Linked DNA regions of Homo sapiens: region 1 is linked to region 2. A link is a loop called in an ENCODE intact Hi-C map of the cell type or tissue named here. Cell type or tissue: OCI-LY7. All regions are shown on one strand. Links, peaks and the distances in the headings refer to the core of each region. The heading gives the core; the rest is flanking DNA.

Region 1 (12,835 bases), core at 1-8,000, 230 kb after region 2:
GGGGACTTGGAGAACTTTTGTGTCTAGCTCAGGGATTGTAAACACACCAGTCAGCACCCTGTCAAAACGGACCAATCAGCTCTCTGTAAAACAGACCAATCACCCTCTGTAAAATGGACCAATCAGCAGGATGTGGGTGGGGCCAGATAAGGGAATAAAAGCAGGCTGCCTGAGCTAGCAATGGCAACCCGCTGGTTCCCTTTCCACACTGTGGAAGCGTTGTTCTTTCGCTCTTTGCAATAAATCTTGCTGCTGCTCACTCTTTGGGTCCACGCTGCCTTTATGAGCTGTAACACTCACCACTAAGGTCTGCAGCTTCACTCCTGAGGCCGGTGAGACCATGAACCTACCCGGGGGAATGAACAACTCCAGATGCGCTACCTTAAGAGTTGTAACACTCACAGTGAAGGTCTGCAGCTTCACTCCTGAAGCCAGCGAGACCAGGAACCCACCAGAAGGAAGAAACTCCAAACAAGTCCAAACATTAGAAGGAACAAACTCCGGACATATCACCTTTAAGAACTGTAACACTCACTGCGAGGGTCCACGGCTTCATTCTTGAAGTTAGTGAGACCAAGAACCCACCAATTCCAGACACAACATCTCTTTATGAAAAATTAAAATTGAACTCAAAAGGCAAGCTCGCTTGTTTGATGGAGGTTTAGGAACTTGAGGAGAAAGATGTGCTTCTCTTCCCTTTTCTCCTTGTCCTCCTTTTCCTCCTCCTTCTCTTATCCCCTTACTTAATACTTTCAAAATGTAAAAGCAATTCTGAGGGGCCATATGGAAAACAGGTTGCAAGCCAGATTTGGCCCTCAGGCTGTAGTTAGAAGGCCCCTGTTTTAGATTATCTCAGATTATAACGACATCATTATCTTGGCTTTTAATTAAGAATATAGAAACAAAAACAATATTATAGGATATCTTACTCCCCATTCTGAATCTTGCCTTTTGTGTGCTCTGTGAACTACAGCCCCTGTGGCCTACCTTCTGTTCCTTTACTCACTCTGCTTTAGGAGAAGGGCCTGATCTGATGGTAAATTTGGGGAAATCTAAGCATGCTTGGCTCAGTTCAGCTCTTCTTCCCCTTGAGTGTGAGCTGTTAATTCATTCTCCCATTTAACAACAGTGGTTCTGTGTGTCAGACCCTGTTCTAGGCACTGGAATTCCAGTGAATTTAAAATCTCTTACATTCCAATAGGAGAGGTGGAAAACAAACATAATAAATTAAACAAGTATTTTTAAAGTGACACATTTAAAAAAAAAAAAACTAAATTAGCGAGAAGAAATATCAAAAGTTTCAGGGCTGAAATTTGAGATACACTGCCCAGGAAAGGCTCACTGGGACAGTGATTGTAAATAGCACCATATAAAAGTGAGTAACAGAAGTTTGTGGATATCTGAGAGAAAAGCGTTCTCAGAAAATTGCTCTGGAATAGTGCAAAGGTCCTGCTATGTTCTGAATGTTTGCGCCCCCACCCAAAATTTATATGTTGAAATCTAATCACCAACATGGTATTAGGAACTGGGGCCTTTGGGAAGGTGGTTAGGTCGTGAGAGTGGAGCGCTCATGAATCGGATTAATGCCCTTATAAAATGCTCCCAGAGAGCTGCCTTGCCTGTTCTTTCATGTGAAGATGGTGAGAAGTCACCATCTATGAAACAGAAAGCAGACCCTCACTGGACACTGAATCCACCAGTGCCGTGATCTTAGGGTTACCAGCCTCTAGAACTGAGAAATAAATTTCTGCTCTTTATAAGCTATCCAGTTTATAGAATTTTGTTATAATAGCCTAAATAACTAAGACAGGCCTTAAAGCAGAGAATGTCTCCTGAGTTTGAAGAACAGCAAGGAATGCAGAGTGACTGGAGCAGAGAGGCAGCCTAATTTGGCTTGTGTTTTAACTCCTGAGATAAGACTTGTGGAGGGTAGGGGCACTGAAAAAGGGATTAGAGTTAAGCAGTTATTGCAATAATCCAGAGGAGTGATGATGGTGCTAGCAGTGAAGGTTGTGAGAAAGAGCTGGATTCTGGATTTATTTGAAGTATGACTGACAAAATTTGCTGATACATTACATGCAGCGTACAGAAAGATAGATATCAAGGATTTAAAAGGTTTTGACCTTGTTGGTGAAAAGAGTCAAACTCTGTAAAATATTTGAAGAGATTTATTCTGAGCCAAATATGAGTGACCATGGCCCATGACACAGCCCTCAGGAGGTCCTGAGAAAATGTGCCCAAGGTGGTCGAGGTACAGCTTGGTTTTATACATTTTAGGGAGGCATGAGACATCAATTAAATACATTTAAGAAATGCATTGGCTTGGTCCAGAAAGGCAGGACAACTCAAAGGTGAGGGGAGTGGGGGCTTCCAGGCTATAGGTCAATTTAAACATTTTCTGGTTCACAATTGGTTGAGTTTGTCTAAAGACCTGGGATCACAGAAAGGAAATGTTCAGGTTAAGATCAAAGATTGTGGAGACCAAGGTTCTTCTGAAGTCTTATAGTGGCTCCCCTTAGAGACAATAAATGACAAATGTTTCCTATTCAGATCTTTGAAAGGTACTAGACTTTTAGTTAATCTCTTCAGGATTGGGAGGGCCTGGAAGTAAAAGATCTAGCTATGTTAATAGAGATTCCTTACAGATGCAGATTTTCTCCCACAAAGGATGGCTTTGCAGAGCCATTTCAAGATATGGCAGAGAAACATGTTTTGGGGTAAAATATTTTTATTTTCTTCCGTGTCTCATAATATTATGCCAGAGTCATATTAGAAAGTAAGCCCCAATATATATGGCTAAATAAAACCCTGATAAGAATTCTGATAAGAATTTCTAGGGCATGAGTCCCCACACACCTGAGATAGGAATTTGAGCAAGATAAAAAAAATTAGATCTTAGTCCTCAACCTGAACAACTGAAGAATGGATTTACCATTAACTGAGGTGGGAAAGACTAGGAAAGGAGCTGTTTGGGGTGAAGGTGGGGAGAAAAGATCAAGAGTTCAGTTTAAACATATTAAGTTTGAGGTGCCTATTATACATCCAAGTAGATTGAATGGGGGGTGAACACATGATTCTGGAGTTCAGAGGAAAAGCTTAAGCTTAACATCAGCTCAGAGACAGGATTTAAAGTTGTGGGACATGATGAGACCATTTAGAGAATGAGTGTAGTCAGAAGAACAGATGTCATCCAACGTCTAAATCCTCAGACACTCTGACATTTACAATTGGAAGCAAGAGGCAGGAACAGCATAGAGACCAAAAGAGGTAGGAGGAAATGAGCTGAGTATGGTAACATATGTTTGAATACAGGTTCCATGGCTCATCTACTGGGGGATGCTTGCCTGGGTCCAAACCTGTTTGGGTCTCTCCATGGATAGTTCTGCCTAATTCTGATGTCTGGTATTGATAACCATACTTGGCTAATAGACTTGGATAAAGCCACGTCTTTTTATCTGACCATGAGTGTCACTTTTGTTATTTTCTAAAATTGTTCAGGACTAGATGGGAAAGAATGCTATTACATATTAAGACTCCTTTGGGGCCTCCTAAGAGAAAAAGGAAAAACTGAACAAGTACATTTGGCTTGGAGAACTAAACTAATCTTTGGATTTTTTTAAACCAAGCACCAAATGTATCATATATTTAGGGTACTATAGTATTTTTTCCAAAAAACAAAGATAATATATTTTGAAACATATCATGGTATTTTTGTCCATTATTTAGTTTTACTTTCCTTTTAATATTTATTCTCAACAACCAATGAGCTATTCTTGTTGTTCTTTGGAATTCCATAATTTAGTATTTGGTTAGGATAATTCATCATTTTTTTTCCAGTAAATTTGCCTGTAACATATATGGTGAACATTTTGAGATATGAAAACAGGAAATTTTTAACTCAAAAATTTTTTCTCTTAAAACTTTGTTTTTTTTATTCTTGCTGATGTTTCTTCTTCTTCTTCTTTTTCTTTTTTCTTTTTTGAGACGGAGTCTTGCTCTGTCACCCAGGCTAGAGTACAGTGGTGCAATCTCAGCTCACTGCAACCTCCACCTCCCGGGTTCAAGTGATTCTCCTGCCTCAGCCTCCCAAGTAGCTGGAATTACAGGCACCCACCAACATGCCCAGCTAATTTTTGTGTTTTTTTCAGTAGAGATGGGGTTTCACCATGTTGGCCAGGCTGGTCTTGAACTCCTGACCTCAGGAGATCTGCCCATCTCGGCCTCCCAAAGTGTTGGGATTACAAGTGTGAGCCACCGTGCCTGGCCATTTCTTCTTTTCTTAAGAAAATCCAGTCACTCATGGAGGAGCCTTCATACTCATCAGCTTTTATTCCATATATTTGTCCTGTTTTCACTTTTTCTTCAAGGTAACTTTTTTTATTCAAGGTAGTTTTCTCAAGGCCAAAACTGGCTCTAAGAACTGATATTCTATATCATCAGTATTAAAATTGTGTATGACCTTCAATACTTTTTTTAGCGATGACAACTTTTCTAGTTCACTATGTTGTCTCATGATCTTCTATTCTATTGATTGATTATAACTTTTATGGAGCATGGTCAAGGGGGTGGTCTCAGCTTCAATAATGAACATCTTTCTTGAAGAGAATTGAATACTGGGTTTTGGTGTGTTCATCCCACTTTACCTAATGCATTCTCTATGTGACTAAAATTCCTTAGTTTCCAGAGTGATGTGACTTTTTTCCTTTGCCTTTTTAAAACTTTGCTTTTTGTTTAGAATTTTGTTCAGCTTTAGAAGAGAAAGACTTTGTAAACCCACTTTTACATTGCTTTTTTTTCCCAAGAAGCTTTTGATTTCTTTAAGAAAAAAAAAAAAAAAAGTTGCAATAAAAACTTTGGCTTATTTTCCCTGGCATCATTTCATCTTTTTAAACTGAAAAATGATAAGTGGGTGCAAAGTGAAAGAGCATTGGCATGAAAGTCAACTGCAAAAACCTAGAAGTAGGCAGCTTCTAAGAGATACTGTCTGCATGAACCTGATGGGCTTTTTAGTTTAGTTTGTTCTCCTTTGATAATAGTGTCTGCATTCTATTGTAATCAGAGTGCACATAATTATAGTTCAGAAAGATATACTCTGGAGTTTGTGCTTATTTACTGTCCACCCCAAATATTACATAAACCAGGTGAATTCAGATGTGTACTCTGACTCAGTTCATTGAACCTTTATAAATTTTATGTGTGCATGTGTTTAAATTAACTTGCTTCTTTGACTCACAGAAATGTACTCACTTGGTAATTTTTTTCCTTTCATCCTTCCTTCCTTCTTCTAAAATCTAATTTACCCTCATATTTTATTTAATGACTACTTATTAAGAAGACTAAACAAAGGTATTTTTTTCTTCTCTAATTTTGAATCTACTATCCAGAAGACTGTTTCTCCTAAATAACTTACTAACCCTTACATTTTTGCTTGAAAGCCACAAAAATGCCTGCAGTATAAAGCTTATAGGGATTTTAAGGCTACTCATTTTTTGCATAATATTTCATCTTTTAGGGCATGTTTATCACATACATAATCCTGAACTACATTAGTCATTTAATTATTTGTAGTAAGTTAAATTAAAGTAACAGTACACAGCTCATGCTTGCTTTTTGTTGAAGAACAAATGACTTGGCCCTCTAAATGTGTATCTGTCTCTGTCACCCTTGTTCTTTTCTCTCATTCCTTCCCATATATTCTGGGAAGGGTCCTATGTGGGCATTATTTTGCCTCCATGATCTCTGGCTTTTGTGAGTTCTGTTATGGTACAGGGAAAAGGGGACTTTGTAGATGCAATTAATGTTACTAATCAGTTGACCTTAAGATAAAGAGATTATCCTGTATTATCTGTGGGTGCAATATATGTGAGCTTTTAAAAGCAGGAGAGAGAAGTAGAAAAAAAAATGCCAGAGAGAAGAGATTCAAGATATAAGGAGGACCCCACATGCCTACATGCCATTGGGGCTTTGATGAGAGAGGCACTGTGATAGTGAATGCAAGAAGCTTCCAGGAGCAGTCAGCAGACCCTGGCTGGCAGCCTGCAAACAGATGGGGACCTCAGGTCTGCAAGGTCTCCAGAAAAGAGCCTCACCCTGCTGACACAGGGAATTTCATTTTGTGAGACCCAGAGCAGAAAATCCAGCTTATTGCACCCAAACTTTTGACCTGCAGAAGCTGTAAAATAATAACTTAAAAGGAGGAGATTAAGATACTAAAATGGGGCTGGGTGTGGTAGCTCACACCTGTAATCCCAGCACTTTGTGAGGCCGAGGTGAGTGGATCACGAGGTCAGGAGATCGAGACCATCCTGGCTAACACGGTGAAACCCCGTCTCTACTAAAAATACAAAAAAAATTAGCCGGGCGTGGTGGCAGGCGCCTATAGTCCCAGCTACTTGGGAGGCTGAGGCAGGAGAATGGCGTGAACCCGGGAGGCGGAGCTTGCAGTGAGTCTTTAGTCTCACTGTTAGTCTTATGGGCTTCCCTTTGTGGGTAACCCAACCTTTCTCTCTGGCTGCCCTTAACATTTTTTCCTTCATTTCGACTTTGGTGAATCTGATAATTATGTGTCTTGGAGTTGCTCTTCTTGAGCAATATCTCTGTGGCATTCTCTGTATTTCCTGAGTTTGAATGTTGGCCTGCCTTGCTAGGTTGGGGAAGTTCTCCTGTATAATATCCTGAAGAGTGTTTTCCAACTTGGTTCCATTCTTCCTGTCACTTTCAGGTACACCAGGGAGATGTAGATTTGGTCTATTCACAAAGTCCCATATTTCTTGGGATCTGTCCATTCTCAGATCTCAAACGCCATGCTGGGAGAACCACTACTCTCTTCAAAGCTGTCAGACAGGGATGTTTAAGTCTGCAGAAGTGTTTGCTGCCTTTTGTTTGCCTATGCCCTGCCCCCAGAGGTGGAGTTTACAGAGGCAGGCAGGCCTCCTTGAGCTGTGGTGGACTCCACCCAGTTCAAGCTTCCCGGCTGCTTTGTTTACCTACTCAAGCCTCAGCAATGGCGGACGCCCCTCCCCCAGCGTCGCTGCTGCCTTGCAGTTTGATATCAGACTGCTGTACCAGCAGTGTGCAAGGTTCCATGGGTATGGGACCCTCCGAGCCAGGCACGGGATATAATCTCCTGATGTGCCATTTGCTAAGACTGTTGGAAAAACACAGTATTAGGGTGGGAGTGTCCCAATTTTCCAGGTACTGCCTGTCACGGCTTCCCTTGGCTAGGAAAGGGAATTCCTCAACCCCTTGTGCTTCCCAGTTGAGGTGATTCCCCACCCTGCTTCAGCTCATGCTCTGTGGGCTGCACCCACTGTCCGACAAGCCCCAATGAGATGAGCCCGGTACCTCAGTTGGAAATGCAAAAATCACCCATCTTCTGTGTCACTCATGCTGGGAGCTGTAGACAGGAGCTGTTCCTATTCAGTCATCTTGGAACCTCCCAAAAAGGCAAGTCTTATACAAAAGACACAAAAAAAGGAAAGGCAATGAAATAACTAAAGAAAAGATGAAAGACATTAAAGGAAGCTCAAAAAGAAGACCAATGTGTGTGTTGGTGGGAGGTGTACATATATACTCAATAGATAAATCCTTTGGCATGAAGTTTAGTACTTCTAAAAAAAATAGAAAATAATTTATTGGTAAAAAAAATTTTAAATTCTGAAAATGCATATTGAAAATATTCAACAATAACAGAAAAAATAATAGCCAAATACCAAGAATTATTATATATGTTTGTAGATTGAAAAGAAAGTACAAAGACTTCAGTTTCTCTTCTATAACACTAACCACCAAATAATAAAAGACTATTACAGTATTTTAGATGGCTTTTTTTCTTATTGAAACCCAATGTTTTGAGTGGAGGAGAGAAATCAATATGCAGAGAGGGTCAAGGAAATCATAAGAAAGAAGGAAGCAGTAGCTATTCCTAGAGTCTCAGAGACTATATTGTACTCCTGAATACTTCTAATAAATTACCTTTAAAGTAATATTTGTTTATATATTCAGTAAATATTGAAGGTCACAAAGAAAGAAGGAAATCCAATCATAATTCCACCCCCATAGACAACTGCCAATAACATTGTATTTTGCATATAGTTGCATATGCTTCACTATAATTGAGATCACAAAATACATACTTTATTATGCTTTGCTTTTTCTCACTTAAAAATATGTGCTGACAGCTTCCTAAATTAGCCTCAGCTTAAACCTCCCCATCAGCTTCAAATCCAACTTCCTGGCTGGCAGCCCCACATGGATATGAAGATCAACATATCTAAAACAAAGGACTTGATTTAAAGCATCCCATTTCCTACACTTTCTATCTCTTCATCTCCCTTATCTCAGAAATTAGTATCACTTTCCACCTATTTTCTCCTTAAGCCACAAACCTGGAAATCAACCCTGACTTCTCTTTTCATGCCCCCATCCAAATTATTAGAAAATCCTAGCCATTCTACTTCCAAAACATGTCTCAGATATTGACGCCGTTTATGAAAGAAACTGCAATCTATTTATGCCACTTTTCTTTCTCACCTGGACTACCAGGTAGCCTCTTGTCTAGTCTTCTTACTTATGCCTCTCTTTCATCAATTCTCCACTCAAAAGACTTTTTATTTTTGCAACAACATAAACCAGATTGTGTTTAAAATCAGTTCAAACACTTACATGAGAAACACTTTCACTACGAAACAAATCTAAACCCCTTGCCTTTGAAGCCTTGCAAAGCAGTGAATGGACAGATCTCTGACTTCTATTCAGTCTTCTACGTCCTGACTCCCCTATTTGCTGAATGTGTTTTTTTTAGTCCTGCAACCTTCCATTAATCCAAAAACCATATATGCAGCTCTAGCTCTTTCTAGGGTCTTCACATGCTGTTCCCACTGCCTGAACTGTTTTTCTTTCCACTTGTTATATGACCGCATCTTTCTAATTAATTTGGTTTTATGTTTCTAACAGATTGATATTAGAAATATCATCCCTTTCATTTACTTGGTATTACATCAAGGTTTATGATTTTATATTTGTTTGCTTCTTTATCTCTTCCACCAGATTATAAACTCAATCCAGACAGAAACATTGTATATTTTATTTATCTAGGCATAGTTAGCCCTTGCTATGATATTTGAAATTTAACAAATTCTCAATAAGTATGTTTTGAAAAAATAAAACCTGAACTTTTTCCATGTTGTTATACAGGCGTCAAAAATGTGATTTTTCTTCACTAAAAAAATTCAACACAGGAAAGAATTGTAATGTATTAAATCATTCATATTATTACACATTTAGGCTTTTTCAGTTTTACACATAACAAAAATGCTGCTATATTCAAACATTCTTATCTTTAACTACTCTTTAAGAAAAAATTATTAGGATCAATGGCTAAAACTAGGACCCAGGTCAAACTATATAAACATTTAAGTGGAGAGTTAGAGTATGTTTCAGGATGGTAAGTTTGGATACTTTGAGTTATCAATTTTTGCCAAAATTATTAATTAGCTTAACACTAGTTTCCCAGGAAAATTCCAGTGGGGTCACTCTACTACCAATTAAGATGTAGAAAGCCACAAAAAGACTGTTGCTACTATCCTAATAATGAGAACAAGCTGGATAAGCAATAAGATTCTAGTTTTGTTTTGTTTTAGTTTTTAAAATCACAAAGCCCAAGGCACAAAGATATCTAAATGAGGTAAATTTTAATCATGATAAGCTCATCTGAGGAGAGAAAAACTTTGGGGGTTTTTAGCTTTGGAAGAGCTGTAGGACAAGAAGAAATCCACCGCAGATGAAGGTAAAGACAAACCAGCTAAAATTGTAATGAACTTCTAATGCCTATAAACGTAAAATACTAAGCCCCCCACTGACTGAAGGGACGCCCTGTGGCCAAGGAAACTCCAAAAAAACCTTAACACTGAGTTCCCAGCCGTGACAGGACAGCAGGTCAGACATATCTCATTATACCTTCTCCCTTTTTGAGTTTAGACACAACTGACCAGCATTCATGTTAAAAATAGAGATTGTATGGCTGAAAGAACAGACTTTTTGGGGCAATAAGATATCAAATTAAAAACAGGACCAAAGGGCATACTAGACAAATGTTAAGCCACACACCCCTACATTTAAAGAATAAATCACTGATATAAGAGTTAAGAAAAAATCACTTAGGCAGAGAGCAAGGGTATGGGAGTCCTCAGTAAGGCTTTTATTTTTAATGAAAAGCAGCCCCAAATCATTTTCTAACAAAAAGCACCCTGCAAGCTGGAAGTTTGCACAGGTGGATGCTGGCAGGAACTAAGGATTAGGTATGTTCAAGATGGTGGTTCCATCTTCCCTTCTTTGCCAGCCAGGTGTACTGTAAAGGAGCAGACAAGATGGCGCTAATCAACTGGAAAGCCCAGTTGCATAAAAAGATTAGGCTTCCCTGCGCACCATGCAAACGTCATATCTGATCAAACCAATCTATGAGCTCTATGTAAATCAGACACCACTTCCTCAAACTGGACTATAAAACTCGATGGATTCACCACCAGCTGGTCTTTTCCGCTTGGAGACCCCTTCCTCTATAGAGGAAGCTGTTTCTCTTTGTCTTCTCTCCTACCCATTAAACCTCTGCTCCTAAACTCCTCATGTGTGTCCATATCCTAAATTTTCCTGGCACGTGACAACAAACCCCAGTGTATACACACCCCAGACAACATAGCCACTTCAAAATGGGGGCTCGTCTGGGATACCAATGTATAACATTCATCAAAATGATGAGAGTAGAGGAGAGGACTCCAACTCTGTCCTTTTATTCTGAGGCTTTTGGCCTTCATTTTAGAACCAAATAAAACCAATTACTGGAATCCCTTCAGCCATTTAAAAATGATTAGCATGAATGCCAGCCTTACAAGATTCGGGAACAGGCTTGCTCGGAAGAACATGGAGAATTCTCCAATACCCAAGGGTTGCTGGGCATATTGGCTATGTTTAAACCAGCTTCTTTTCATGAAGGACTTAGCCGTCACGTGGGACTGGAAGAAGTCCTGTGGCAACTGAGGATTTCTGGCCAGGGGTCCCGCCAGTGTTATCCAAAGACTTCTGGACTCACCCCAGCCTCTGACCGCCCCAATGGGGTGTCAACAACAGGATCTCCCACTTTCCTATCATAATTTCTTCCTTTTCTGTCCGCAATCGTCGTACCTCTTATCCTCTCTGTGTATGCAATGTGTGGGAAGTTCTATAGTTCAGGGAAGTAATCTTGTTTGGCAAGATCAAAGAATGTAATAGTAACTGGAAATATACCTCAGGGGAAGGCATCTTTGTGATTTTCTAAGGACAGAGACCGTCCCCAACCCCCACCCTGCCGCCTGGACACTGAGCATCTCTCTTTGCCCTTGGTCTGGAAAGCACGTGGCATTTCCAGGTCTCTCTCCACCCTTGGTCTGGAGAGCACATGGTGTTTCAAGGTCAACAGCACCACCTAGTGGAATAGAGATCCTCTCCATGAGGCACATTGTCAGTCCTTTACTGAAACACCCTTGCTTCCCAATTCTCTTCCCTTTTTGCGCCTCTCTACTAAAAACCAGGCTTCGTGCTGCTTCTGTAAATGGGAAAATTCGGCCTTCAACGATTAGGGGTAAAATTCCCTCCAAAGCCAAATTTTAGTCTCAATACTGTCCCATCAGAAGGAAAATGGTCATTTGGTTGCTACATTCTTTTAAGGCACTTATTCTGCTTCTATTTAGAGTGGCACTTAATTAGAAAGGAGATTTTAAGTTCAGAAGTTAACCGGAACCATTCTCTAAGAGTAAACACTTCAGCACAGGCCATAATAGCAGGATATAGAGTTCAATCTAGCACACCCCCTTCATTAAAGGGGCCTTGACCAACTATTATGTAGCTTTTCTTGAGATCCATTTTTCAGGGAGCCAGGCAGGTCACAAAAGTCTAGGAAGTCAGAGAAATCACAGGCAGAGAACTAGAGCCAGTTGGGTGAGCGCGACTAACCCCAATGGCTTAGTTCCTCTGGTTCCATGGCTGGGGGGGGTCACACCTGCCACCATGAGTCACATGTTCAACAAGGTGCCAGGACCCAGGAACCATGGGGAGAAAACAGCAGGGGGGATGCCCCCACTGTCTTCCTCTCCATCCCAGGTCACACCAAAAGGAAGGAGACTAACGAGATGAATTTTTCTCACTTCTGTTTCTAGCTGGGTATCATCTTCAGCCTACACTCCCCTGGAGTGCATTCTGAAGCACTGCAACTCCTTTCACCCTGAAACTTTAGAGAAAAAGCGGCTCATTTTCTTTCGGACAAGGGCATGGTCTTCTTATCCTCTTGAACCAGCTTGGCCTGTGGAAAGGAGCCTTAATTTTAATATTATCCAACAATTAGATCTTTTTTGCAGACAGGAAGGCAAATGGCCCAAGGTGACTTCTGTACAGGTTTTGTTGTTGTTGTTGTTGTTGTTGTTTGCACTTTTTTTTACACAACCCAGTGTTGCTTGCCAAGGTCTGAGAGACAACCCAGACTTTGGCAAGCATTACAAAATCAACCTAGCTGTTTCAGTAGTCCTATCAGGCAGGCCTACAGAGAATGATTCTCCAAAGTTAGAGAAGCATCTGCCAGGGCAACAATCTGAGGATCCCCCTTATTTGGGGCCCTCTCAAGTTTCCTTCTTATTACAGGACCTTAGGCAAATAAAGGGAGACTTAGACCAATTTCTAACGACCCTGATAGGTATATAGAAGCTTCCAAAATTTAACTCAGGTATTTGACATGACAGGATGTTATGCTGCTCCTAAGTCAAACCCTAACCACAGCGGAGAAGCAAGCAGCTCTGTAGGCAGCAGAGAA
Region 2 (12,847 bases), core at 1,856-9,855:
CTGAAGTCTCCTACACATAGACACAAAGTCTCCCGTATATAGACATTAAGTAAATCTGTATCCCTTTTATCCATATGTCTGCCTTTTGTGAGCTGATTTTTAGGCAAACGTGTAGAGGGTGAAGGGGAAAATTTCCCTTTGCCCGTACATTACCGTATTTTAAGCTGAGTCAGATCCACCTTTGACAGAGAAGAGCATGAGGGTCTGGGCTCTTTAGGTGGAGGAAAAATGCACTGCCTGGGACTTGGGGGCCAGCATGGACCTACCACGGACCCACCACTAGCTTTCTTCACCTTTGGGCCTAGTATGAAACTTGTACACTAGTCCACTTAGGTTTGTGTTTCTCCCAGTGTATTCTAATGAACACTATTCCTGCAAGATTCTACTAAGAAAAGAGGTTTCTGGGATCAAATAAGCTTTGAAAGCCTAGATTCTAGGAAAATAGAGAACCTGGTAACCAGGTTTAAATCCATGTTTCCTGGATGAATCACCTTGGTAGGGAAAGAGAGTGGGTTGCCAATGTTTATTAACATTCCATGGATTTCATGTTCTCTGGAATAGACTGTGGGAAACACTGCCTATTTAACTTCATAGAAATATAAATCAGCTGGAGGGCTCTAGCTAACAGTTACCACATTTCATCTGTAAAGAACTCAAGAAGGAATTAGACTTTGTGGATGGCTCTTGTTTGTGGGATTCTTTGTTCCCCACATTATTCCTTGTTTAATGACCTTCTACAAGCCGAACTGTAAAGAATTGAAAGACACATCTCTTTACATGACATCTTGTTTATTTTAATATATGCCAGTTGTTCTACTTTTTATGCATTCTGATTGTTAGCCCTTTGAACTTTTGCCCTAAGGCAATTTAATCATGATTGGTTCAATTGTGGAAATCCAATAAACAAATCTTGGCCGAAGTCCCCTGGAGGTATTATCCTGACATTTCTCTGAGTGTGTTTACAAAGTCCTTTTCCCCAGTCTTAGAACCATAGCCTTTGCCATGTGTTCTTGTATTCAAAGAAACCTACTGCTTTACAGAAAAAGCATCTTAGATCACTTAAAGGCCTTTCATTCCTAAAAAGAACACATTTTTGACTGGTTTTAAGTCTCTAATTTCCTTTGTATTTATACTTTAAAAGCAGTCTCTGCAAAGGCGTAGCCACAAGGAGTCAGTTGCTACAACCACACCCAGACCTTAAATGGAAACACAACCAGCAAACTTCATTTTTTTATAGCTCTCTTTCCTAGGGATAATTTCCAGGGCTTTTACAATGTCTAGGGGTAGTCTAGTCTAGAAAGACATTTTCTACTACCTTTAAATAGTTACTCTTACTTCAAAGGCAAAGGTGTTCTTTTTCCTTTCAGTTGGAGCTCTTTCTGACCGAATGCTAAATACTGCTCAGAATGGGTCTTCTGCAATAAATATGCAAACTACGTGGCAATGGAGTTATTATGTATCGCCCCAGAGTAATATAAAAGCACAATTTGGGAGTTGTATCTAAGATATGCTTCCTCCCTCTCTTTCCTAGAAGTTGTAAATATAGGTGGGAGATTTTATATTATTAATTAAAAAACTTGAGGAAATTATCATTTTAATAGCCTTGCCTTCCTTTTGAAGGAGAGAAAAATGGGCCACTTATGTGAACATAATTTTATTTCTCCAAGCTGTTTAGATAGTTATTTTCATGTGGAATATTTACATCAGCTTGTGAACTGATATATAAGAACTTAAGTTAAAATGTTTCCACTCCATATACTAATGTTTAGCTCTGGTATTCATCCAAGAATTGGGCCCCTCACAATTACAGCATCTGTTTTTGTTTGGTTAATTTTATAATCTCAGATGTTTCCATAAATCATGAATTAAAGAGAAAACTGCTGGGACCAATTTGCGTGGGTAGGCTAAATGTAATAGTATACCATCACTGTGCAGAGATGTTTTACTTTTTTTTTTTTTCCTGTGGTTTGTTATTACAGAGATCCCATTTTGGCAAATGCTTCCATGTCTTAAAAAAAAAAAAGCAAAAAAAATGAGTGACACTGCACTGAAAATGGCTCTTCCATTTTGTTTTGGTTGGAATATGTTTGGGATTTGGGCTATTTGAACCATTGAGAAAATAGGAACAAGTGAGTTGGTCACTTTTAGCTCTATCATAAATTGTTCTGTAGCATTCATAAGGTGTTTCTAGTTCCTTAAATTATTTTAATGCACACTGTAAAATGCTTTTTGGTAATGAAAAAAAATAGAGTCATGAACAGGATAGCCAGGCATACAAAAATTCCTTATTGTTACATTCCTATATGTAGTTCAAAGAAAAGTAGTGAAAATGAAAATGCAAAAGAAAAAAATAACTGTAAAAGGGCTGAAATTCTGTGTCTTTTTTGTATTACTGGTCAGATTCTCAGGTATAGAGGATCAATAATCTACACAGTATCTTAGCATCTTTATAAATTTCTGTGCCAACAACATAGTAACAAAGAGCAGCTCTTTTCATTCTTAATTCATTGTATGAAGAATTGAACAGGTGGAGACTTTTCAAGTGGTTAGAAGATTGCAACTGAAGTTTGGGAAAGTGTAAATCACATGGGAAACATGTTCAGTGTTTTAAGGTTCCATCAGATTCTCAATTGTGGGGTACAATTTACAAAATAGTACCTGGAGCCTTTAAGAACTTAAATATTTATTTGATCATTGTCAGAGTATTTTTTTTTAAATCATTATTGCTGAAGGCAATGGAATCACAAATATAAAGAAGCATCATTGTCAACTACTGCTCCTTTGCTCTATAGGTGAAATACTCTTTGAGCTCTGCTCATTTGTGGATTAAAGATTTGGTGGACTACCCTGGAGAATTAATGTTTTTAATTGAAGCCTAAAAAGCCTGCTAGGTCTGTCTCTCAGATCATAATAATTTTTCTCAATAAAACGAAGTTATTTATCTAATTTTCATTTAGAAGACAATTGAACTTTTTTTCAAAATGGTTCTAGTTCTTTTATAAAAATTAATTGATGGCATTCATTGAAGTCTAACTTCTGAATTTTTAATTTTGGAACTAATTTTATGTGCTTTGGAGAACATAGTTTCCTCTTTATTGAGAAATGTAATATAATTTCATTTATCATTAGAGCTCTGAGGGATGTCCTTAAAATAATGTTATCCTTTATTAAGATTTCCCCTAAAAGTTATTTGAATTTTGATTATTTTAGATAAGAACTTGTCACTTTATTTAGGAAAACTTTGTAGTCAGTTTTGGTGATTACACATAGGAAAAAATGAAATACACTGAAATACACTGAAGGAGAAAGTAGTAAGTCTGATCATGTGACTTTGTATAAGAGAACTTTAGGAATGGAAAGGGGTTGATCCTTTTCTTCCCCATCATAAGGGGTCATGACTGACACCCTTAAAACAAAAGACAGGTTAACAAGAAAAAGGGATAATACATTTATTTCACACACATGTGCACAGGAATTATACAAAATGTAAAAACTCAAAAAAAAGGGCCAGATGGTTGATGCTTAAATACCATTTCTACTGAGGAGAGAAGAGATGTGGGGATATAGAAATAAATTATTTTCAGGGGAAATGAATAAGCCCAAATAAACAATAGCCTAGGACCAACTTTCTCTGAGCTCTAGAGGAGGTTGTGTAGGGAAAGGTGAGGGGCAGAACTTCACTATGAACAATGGTTGTCTTATGCAAATAAAGCCCAATCAAGTAATCTCTCAGAATTGCCTTTGAGGGATAAATGATGACCTGTAGTAAAAGTTCTTCTGCCAGACCTTTTAAAGTGTCAAACTTTCATCTCCTGTTCTTATGAGTTACCCTTCCTGAATCTGGATGAGAGCTGGGGGGAGGTGCTTAGAAAAAGCCTATTTGCATCTGCTGTTTACTTCATTTCACTAATGTAGATTTCCTCTACAGATGCAAATCTTTTCCACAAAAGACAGCTTTTCAGGGCTATTCTTGTGTATGCAGCTTTTCTGAAAAGCTGTCTCCAAATATGCAAAAGAAACACATTTTGGGGTGAAATATTCTGGTTTCCTTCAAAAGGAAGAAGTGGTATGATGGATATGGTACCCTCAGATATGAGACCTTGTATAATGCACCTAATGTTTCTGATTCTCAATTACGAATAATAATATTGCTGAAGGGCTGCTGTGAGGATTAAGGTAAAAACAGGTAACATGGCTACCATAGTGTCCAGAAAAAATACTAAGTGTATTATATGACTAAAACAAATGATTTTCAAGTATGACATAGATAATGCCAAAAACTTCCACAAAGTTTCAAAACTTTCTTTGCCAAGACTTGTGTGATTTTGTGATCTAGATATAAGTAACAGAAAAAATGTCAAAGAAAATGAGATGCTTTTTCAAGTTATCTAGTATAATAATATGCTTATTGAAGCTACTATGAGGAGGAAGTTGAAAAAGATCAATAATATTCCAATTAGTATTTATATTTCATCTAATGTAAAATCTTAGAATCTAAAGACTAAAACTGGCATCAGGAAATAATTTATTATTAATAATTTGGGAATATTCAAAGAGGAGACATACTTACTTTATTCTTTCCTGAAGGATCCTGAAGAAATTTGGTCTTATTTAAATGAACACATATTATTATATTAAAATAAAATATGTTCAATTTCTTTGAACTTTCTTTTTTTCTATATTTTGAGGTTCTACCAAATAAAATCCTAAAAATAGTTTAATCAGGAAGAGCATGAAAAATAACCTAAAAATGATCTCTAATTCCAGTACCTGTAGAACTACTTTTAACATTTTATGTATGTCTCAGGGCTGGTTTCCTAGAAGCCCAACCTACAACAGGGAATCAGACACACATGATTAATTGAGGGAGTGCTCTTGGGGCAGGAGAAGTGATAGGATATGGCAGGGGAAGGAGCTGTGAAAGCTTGTGAAATTGGCTGAAGTCTCATGCTTCTGGTCTCATGGGAAATTCAGAGCACAGTTGGCACTACAGAGTTAGTTGAGGCATGAGGCCAGGCATTTGTACTCTCTGTCATTGATTGCAAGATGCCTCCTGGGACAGGGCATTCTAACTCTGAGCAAGGCAGTTCCTTTTTAGCCAAGGACAATTCTTCAGAGAAAGGTGGCAGTGGTGAGCCTCAGCAGGCAAAACTCATAGCAGCAGTCAGAGTGTGGGTGCACTGGTCCAGTAAAAGTGATATAGAAGGGGCACTTACAGCATTCAAGACACTTTCCTTCAGAGACTCTCTCTCTCTCTCTCCATAAATATATACTATAGATATGGATATATACTATATAATGTATATGTAATATATATACATATATGTATTATGTATATATTATATAGTATATTATATATACATATATGTATTATGTATATATTATATAGTATATACTATATACATATATGTATTATGTATATAGTATATACTATATAATATATACATATATTAATTATGTATATATGTATATAGTATATACTGTATACATATATTATTATGTATATATGTATATAGTATATAATATATACACATATATGTATTATGTATATATTATATACTATGTAATATATACATATATGTATTATGTATATATGTATATATTGTATATAATATACATATATGTAGTATGTATATATGTATATATTGTATATAATATATACATATATGTAGTATGTATATATGTATATAATGTATATTATATATACATATATGTAGTATGTATATATTATATATTATATATACATATATGTATTATGTATATAATATATACATATATACACACATGTATTATGTATATATGTATATAATATATACATATATACACACATGTATTATGTATATAATATATACATATATGTATTATGTATATATGTATATAATATATACATAATACATATATGTATTATGTATTATGTATATATTATATACATATATATTTCTTATTTTTCTACATAGATACAATTACACAATGTATTATTTTTAATTGTTTTTTAAAACTTTAATATATGATGAACAAGTTTCCATGTTAACAAATAAATTTCTAGAGAGATGCATATTACATTGTAAGTATAGATATATCTCATTTATCACTAGACTATTTCTAGACCTTTCTAAGTATTTTTTGAATGGAAGAATATATCTCTATTTAAGTATTTGTTGTCTCCAAAGATATAGGCATTAAATTATTATTTTATCTTTGATAAATTTTTATATGTTACATTTATGTGCCTCCTCATCCCCCATATGAATAGTTTCTACATTGCTCTTTCTAAAGCAACTTTTTTTCCAGTTAGTTTCTATTTCACAGTCTTGGTGAAGATTACAAAACATACTAATAATGTCTTTGTATTGCTTGCTGATGTTTGAATCCAAGAAAAACTTACTTATTTCTGCCTAAATTATGAAGAAAATTAAATTACTCCTGATAGAGAGAACTTGGACAAAGAAATTTTCACTTGTAAAATGGATTTCCTTAGAGAAAACACTTTTTTCATTTTTTACACGTTTTGAAAAAAATTTTAAGTTTTACCTTTTTGTCCAACAACTTCCAAATGTTATCCAAAATGGATAACTATGTGCCCCAGAAATATTGTGTCTGAAGTCATAAAAATAGTCAAGTGGTATATATTTAAAGGTTATCAAATTTTTCTTTGATTTCTATATTCCTCATGTTTAACTACATAATATACTTTTAGATAATTTTATGTAAACTTTGAAAAGATTCTTACCTTCTGTGCATCTTAATTTGATTTCTATTATACATGATTAGCCAAAATTTATTGAGCATCTTTATTTAAATCACTGGACCAGAAGTTGTAGGAAACAGAAAATACTCATAGTCCCTGAACTCAGGGAGCTTAAAACCTAGGTGTGGGGAAAGTGTTTAAGAGGTGACTTGGCTTATTCTGAAAGTATTCAGTTATATGCATTCACAAAGAGATGGTTTGAAGTTGGAACTTATATTTAAAAGGAAAGCTGAGCATAAAGATTTGGAAATTTTGTAGGGTGGCCATATGGTAAAAAAGCAAAACCCATATTTTGGGGAGGAATTCAAGCCGGCTGCAGAAATTTGCACAAGGAGGAGCTGAATCTTAGTAGTCAAGACGATGGGGGAAATGTCTCCAGGGCATTTCAGAGACCTTCACAGCAGCTCCTCCTATCACAGGCCTGGAGGCCTAGAAGGGAAAAATGGCTTTGTGGGCTGGGCAGTTTCCCCTGTGCTCTCTCTCCTGCTACCTTGTGAAGAAGGTGCCTGCTTCCCCTTTGCCTTCCACCATGATTTTAAGTTTCCTGAGGCCTCCCCAGACATGCAAAACTGTGAGTCAATTCAATCTCTTTTCTTTATAAATTACCAAGTCTCAGGTAGTGTCTTTAGAGCAGTGTGAGAACAGACTAATACACCTGCTTTGTGGACAAAAAAGTGGAGCGCAGCAGTGCTCAGGCTCCTTGGATGGTGAGCACTTTGGGAGTATCCAGTGGATGGCACCTGAATGAATATATCACTCTTGCTGTGGTCAGGTTGGCTGTGAGTTGGTGATATGGGATCCCCGGTGAGCTTCATGGAAGTGTCAATGAGTGGGAGAACAGAGAACACAATACTCTTTATGAGCTCCCCAAACTCCATTCCCACTCATTCTCCTAGAACCAGCTGGCTTAGATTTTGAGGTGGCTTCATTAGTATATGAGCAATAGAATGGCGAAATTTGAGCACTATTAATAAATAACTTTATTTGAACCATAGATTAGTGACTCCTAGAAAAATTCAGGCTATATCAAAATTCTTGTGTGTATATGTGTATATACACACAACTATATATATATACACACACAAATACACACAAGTATTTTGATATGTGTATATATACACACATATATAATTATATTTAATTTAAATTATATATATTTTCTATATAAAATTAGACATATATAATTACATATGTGTATGTATACATATTTAAGTTCTAACTTCGGAATTTTTTGTCTATATGCATATCAATATATACATACACACATTTGTGTATTCATCTACACATATAAATGTATTCTGAAGAGATATTCTTACATCTTATTATAGGCTTAAAGAAAAAATACATAAAAACAAAATATTATTGAACATAAAGATTACCTCATTATAAAAGATGCATTTCCCCAATAAAATCTCCTATATGTGCTAATATATTAAGAAATATTTTTGTATACTCATTTATAATCTTATATACTCATTTCTCAAATATTCTTGAAAACACATTCCTAGTATTTAGTATAATTTAAAAAATATTGTCATACTGATATAATGTTGTCTAGCAAAAAGGTTATGCATCGGCAGTTGCCACTGAAATAAGCTGTCATCAGCACATTTCCTTATGAAATAATATAAATTAAAAATAGGATATTCTCTTAGCTAAAGAACAGCTCATCAGCTTGTCAATTTTCTATAATAATATACACTTCACAATATGGTGCTAACAACACACAGGTAGCATTTCATTCATTTACTATAGGGTCAAAATGGAGATTAGATATATTGCATTCAAAGAAAAGATGCCAATTAAGGGTATTCTCTCCACAGTCTGTGGTACCATACAATAATGTGATCTGTATCCTTGTTATCCAATATTAGATACTAGCATTCCACCACATTTATTTTTCTCTCTCTTTCTCCTTTGCATTATTAACTCTGGCATATTGTCATAACTACTACAAGACTTGGCAATGAGATTGCCAAACCAGGAAGTGCGTGGACACAGAGCCTAAGCAGACCCATAGGGATAGATATGAAAGCAGACAGGAAGCTTCATAATATATAGGGTAAATATGTTGGAACCTGTCACAGTGAAGTTTCAATCTTTACCACTGGTTAGCTGTCTGAATTTATGTAAATCATTAACTTTTTCAAGGCTCAATTTCCTTTCATTAAAATGGAGATATGAATTTGATCTCTTTGGGAGAGTGTGAGGACTAAATGAGATAATGTTTGTAAAGAGTTTGGCCTAGAGCCTAGTACACAATAGGAGGAGCCTAATAATTGCTAGCTCTATCCATGTGCCTCATATTTAAAATGTCATTCCATTGACTTCTGGCTTCCATCATTTCTATTGAGAAGTCAGCTCTCAGTCTTATTGTTGCTTCTCTGAATTCTTTAAGACATTTGTGTCTTTCAATAGTTCAACTAGATGTACCTAGTTGTGTTTTTCTTCATATTTATCCTGCTGGCATTTCATTGTGTTAAGTCAACATGTAGCTTGAAGTCTTTCATCTGCTCTGAAAAATTCTCAGCTATTATCTTTTTTAAAACAGCATTTAGTCCATTCTCTTTCTCTTTCTACTCTAGAACTCCAATTATACCTATGCTAGACTTTATCACTGAGTCTAGTCCCACTTATGCTTCTTTCTGTATTTTTATTCGCTTTTTTACTGTAGGTATTAGTCTGACTAAACCTCTCTTCAGCTATATATAATTTGCTTATAAATTCCTATGCTACCCTCTTTTATTGTGCAACATTCTATGATGAAAACAGTCAAACACAGAACTGTTGAAAAAATTTTATATTAAGTACCCATATATCTATCTACCAAATAGATTCTACCATTAATATTATATTATACTTATGTTATCTTATCTCTCTGTCAATTTAACAATCATCTTACTTTTCAATGTATTTCCAATTAAATTGCAGATATCAGTGCACTTCCCTTAAATACTTTAGAATGCATATCATTAATTAGAATTCTGTATTTGTTGTTTACAGATTTTATTTCTTTTGAGGTAGAATTTATGCACAATGAATTGCATAAATCTTAAACCTTTATTTCCTGAGTGTTGATAAATGCAAACACTTGTATAAACACATATTTCTGGGGGAATACAATTCAACTTATAAGACATAGAACCCATAAGATATAGGAGATTTTTATCATCATCTAGAAAGTTTTCTCATCCCCTTTTCCAGTCAATCCCGGTGTCTACACCAATGAGCAAGCACTGGTCTGAATGTTTTTTTTTCACCATAGATGAGTTTTGCCTGTTCTAGACTTCCTAGAAAGTGTATTATTTTATGTAAGAATTTTTTACTCAACATAACACTTTTGAAATTCATTCATGTTGTTAAATGCATAAATAATTATATTAGTTTCATAGGATGGCTGTAAATTAAGTATCAAAAACTGGATGGCTTAAAACAATAGAAGTTTGCTACTTCTGGAGGCTAGAAGTCTGAAATCAAGGTATTGGCAAGGTCATGCTCTCTCTTACAGTTCTAGAACAGAGTCCTTCCTTGACTCGTCTAGATTCTGGTGTTTGCCAGCCACCCTTGCGTTCCTTGGCCTGTAGATGCATTACTTCAGCCACATGACTGTCTTCTCCTTGTGTATTTACATCATTTTTCCTCCGTATGTTTATCTCTGTGCCCAAATTTCCCCATTTTATAAGATTATCAATCATATAGATTAGGACCCACCCTAATGACCTCTTTTTTTTTTTTTTGAGATAGAGTCTCGCTTTGTTGCCCAGGCTGGAGTGCAATGGCACAATTTTGGCTCACTGCAACCTCCGCCTCCCGAGCTCAAGCAATTCTCCTGCCTCAGTCTCCCAAGTAGCTGGGATTATAGGCATGCGCCACTGTGCCCAGCTAATTTTTGTATTTTTAGTAGAGATGGGGTTTCACCATGTTGCCCAGGCTGGTCTTGAACTCCTGACCTCAGTTGATCCACCCGCCTTGGCCTCCCAAAGTGCTGGGATTACAGGTGTGAGCCACCGCATCTGACCCATGACCTCATTTTAACCTCATTTTCCCCTATAATCACCCTATTTCTAAACAAGGTCACATTCTTTGGTGCTGGAGATAGAACTTTAAAGTATCTTTTTGGGAAGACACAATTCAAACTAAAATGACAGTTCATTCTCTTTTATTGCTGAGTAGTAGTATACTGTATGACTATTTCACAGTTTGGTTTTAATCCATTCTGTTGATGGATAACTGAACTGATTCTAGTTTTGAGCTACTATGAACAAAGCTGTTACAAATACACTTGCACAAGTTTTTTTTTTTTTTTTGCAATGATATGTTTTTTATTCTCTTGGTTACATACCTAGGCATAGAATCGCTGGATCACGGGAAAGGTACATGTTTAGTTTTATAAGGACCTGTCATATCTTTTTCCTAGGTTGTTGTGCTGTTTCACACACTTACTAACAATGTGCAAGAGTTTTGATTGTTCCACATTGTCACTGTCACTTACAACACGGTCATGGTAATAAGTAGTTTTAATTTTAGCTATTCTGGTGGATGATCAGTGACATCTATTGTATTTTTTTATTTTAGATGCTATTTTCTAGTTTTAGAATTTCCATTTTATTCTTTTGATATAAATTTCCATTTTCTGGTTGATTTATCTATCTTATCATCTATTATCTTTAATATATTAACCATGGGTATTTCAAAGTCTATGTATTAAAACCAATACCTGAATCACATGTGCATCAGGTCCTATTTTTTTTTCCTCATTTTTTTTCTTGTATTCCTGGTAATTTTTTGTTTAACTTAAATTATGGAAATCATGTACAAAATTTACGGTTTCTAGAAAATGTTACCTTTTTCTAGAGAGGATTTCCTTAGCTTCTGGGAGGCAATTAGCCCAGGCATGGATTACTTTAATCCAAACAGAGACTGAGCTTATTCAGTGCCATGTTTCAGTCTTTGTAAAGCTGATCTATTTCCAGTTTAATCGCACTCTTAGACTGCAGCTCTTCTGGAGTTCAGTTGAAGGCTCGAGGTTTTTATTAGAAGCCCATTCTTTCGGTGATCTTTTAATTCCATTTTTTATCTCCCCAGAATTACAAAACTGACAAAAATCATGTTTCGATTCTTAATCTCATAGCAGCTAATTTCTGCTCTGCTCTCTACCTTTCAGCCTACAGTACATACAAATCGGCAAATGCCTCAAGGGGAAAAAAAGACTCAGACTGTTGGGCTCAATTCTTTTAATATTATCCCTGGGAACTTGGCCTCTCTCAGGTCCTGGCTGCCTTAGCATCTTTAAATCTAAATTTGGTCTTCCCAGAACCTTCAGATTGCTAAGTTTCTTTAAAATGCTATTAACCGTTTAAAGCCGAAACAATTATAATGGACTGTGGGGCTTATAATATATGTTGAATTAAAACATATCACAAGAATACAAAGAATGAAGTGGAGGTTAAATAACATTATAAGGCTATATAGTTCTTGGATTGTTCTTTAAGTAGTGTAGTATTATTTGAAATGATGCTGTGATAAGTTAAGAATGCATATTGTGATCTTTAGGGTAAACACTAAACCATACGTGAAGACACCCACCTATACACACACACACAGACACATAAAAAAGTTATAGCCATGTGCTACATAACGGACTGCATATACAACAATGGTTCCAGAAGATTATAATACCATATTTTTACTGTATCATTTCTATGTTTAGATACAGAAATACCACCATTGTGTTCCAATTGCCTACAATATTCAGTACAGTAACATGCTGTACAGATTTGTAGCCTAGGAGCAACAGGCTATATCATATAGCCTAGGTGGGTAGTATTCTATACCATCTAGGTATATGTAAGTAAATTCTATGATGTTTGTGCAAGGATAAAATCATTTAATGATGTGTATCTTTGAACTTGTTCCTGTTATTAAGTGATACATGAATGCATTGCTAAAAAGTCAATGAAGTAGATAAAATTGAATTTTAAAAAACTCTATCATATTTCACCCCAAGATACACTCCTTTGCCATATTTTGAGATGGCTATTCCGAGGTCCTGCAAACAAGAATAGCCCTGAAAAGTTGCCTTTCGTGGAGGAGATTTGC

The links. A loop is a pair of places that touch in the nucleus more often than their neighbours do. Peaks named below come from ENCODE experiments on the same cell type or tissue, not always from the same donor. Only the 100,000 strongest peaks of a DNase experiment are listed, where the experiment ranks them.
Region 1: a loop joins it to region 2, with 2.1 times the contacts of the local background. A loop is called at or near these places in 2 of 110 quality-filtered maps.

What each region holds. Positions count from the first base shown.
Region 1 is chr5:123,936,000-123,948,834 of GRCh38, reverse strand. No RefSeq gene overlaps it. Among named protein-coding and RNA genes, the nearest start is that of CSNK1G3, 430 kb to the right of the region's middle. In OCI-LY7, for the core only: no CTCF peak of the experiment used is centred there; no DNase peak of the experiment used is centred there.
Region 2 is chr5:124,169,084-124,181,930 of GRCh38, reverse strand. All of the region lies in intron 4 of LINC01170 (long intergenic non-protein coding RNA 1170), which reads left to right. Among named protein-coding and RNA genes, the nearest start is that of LINC01170, 260 kb to the left of the region's middle. In OCI-LY7, for the core only: CTCF peaks have their summits at 4,872 and 5,100; a DNase peak (open chromatin) is centred at 5,100.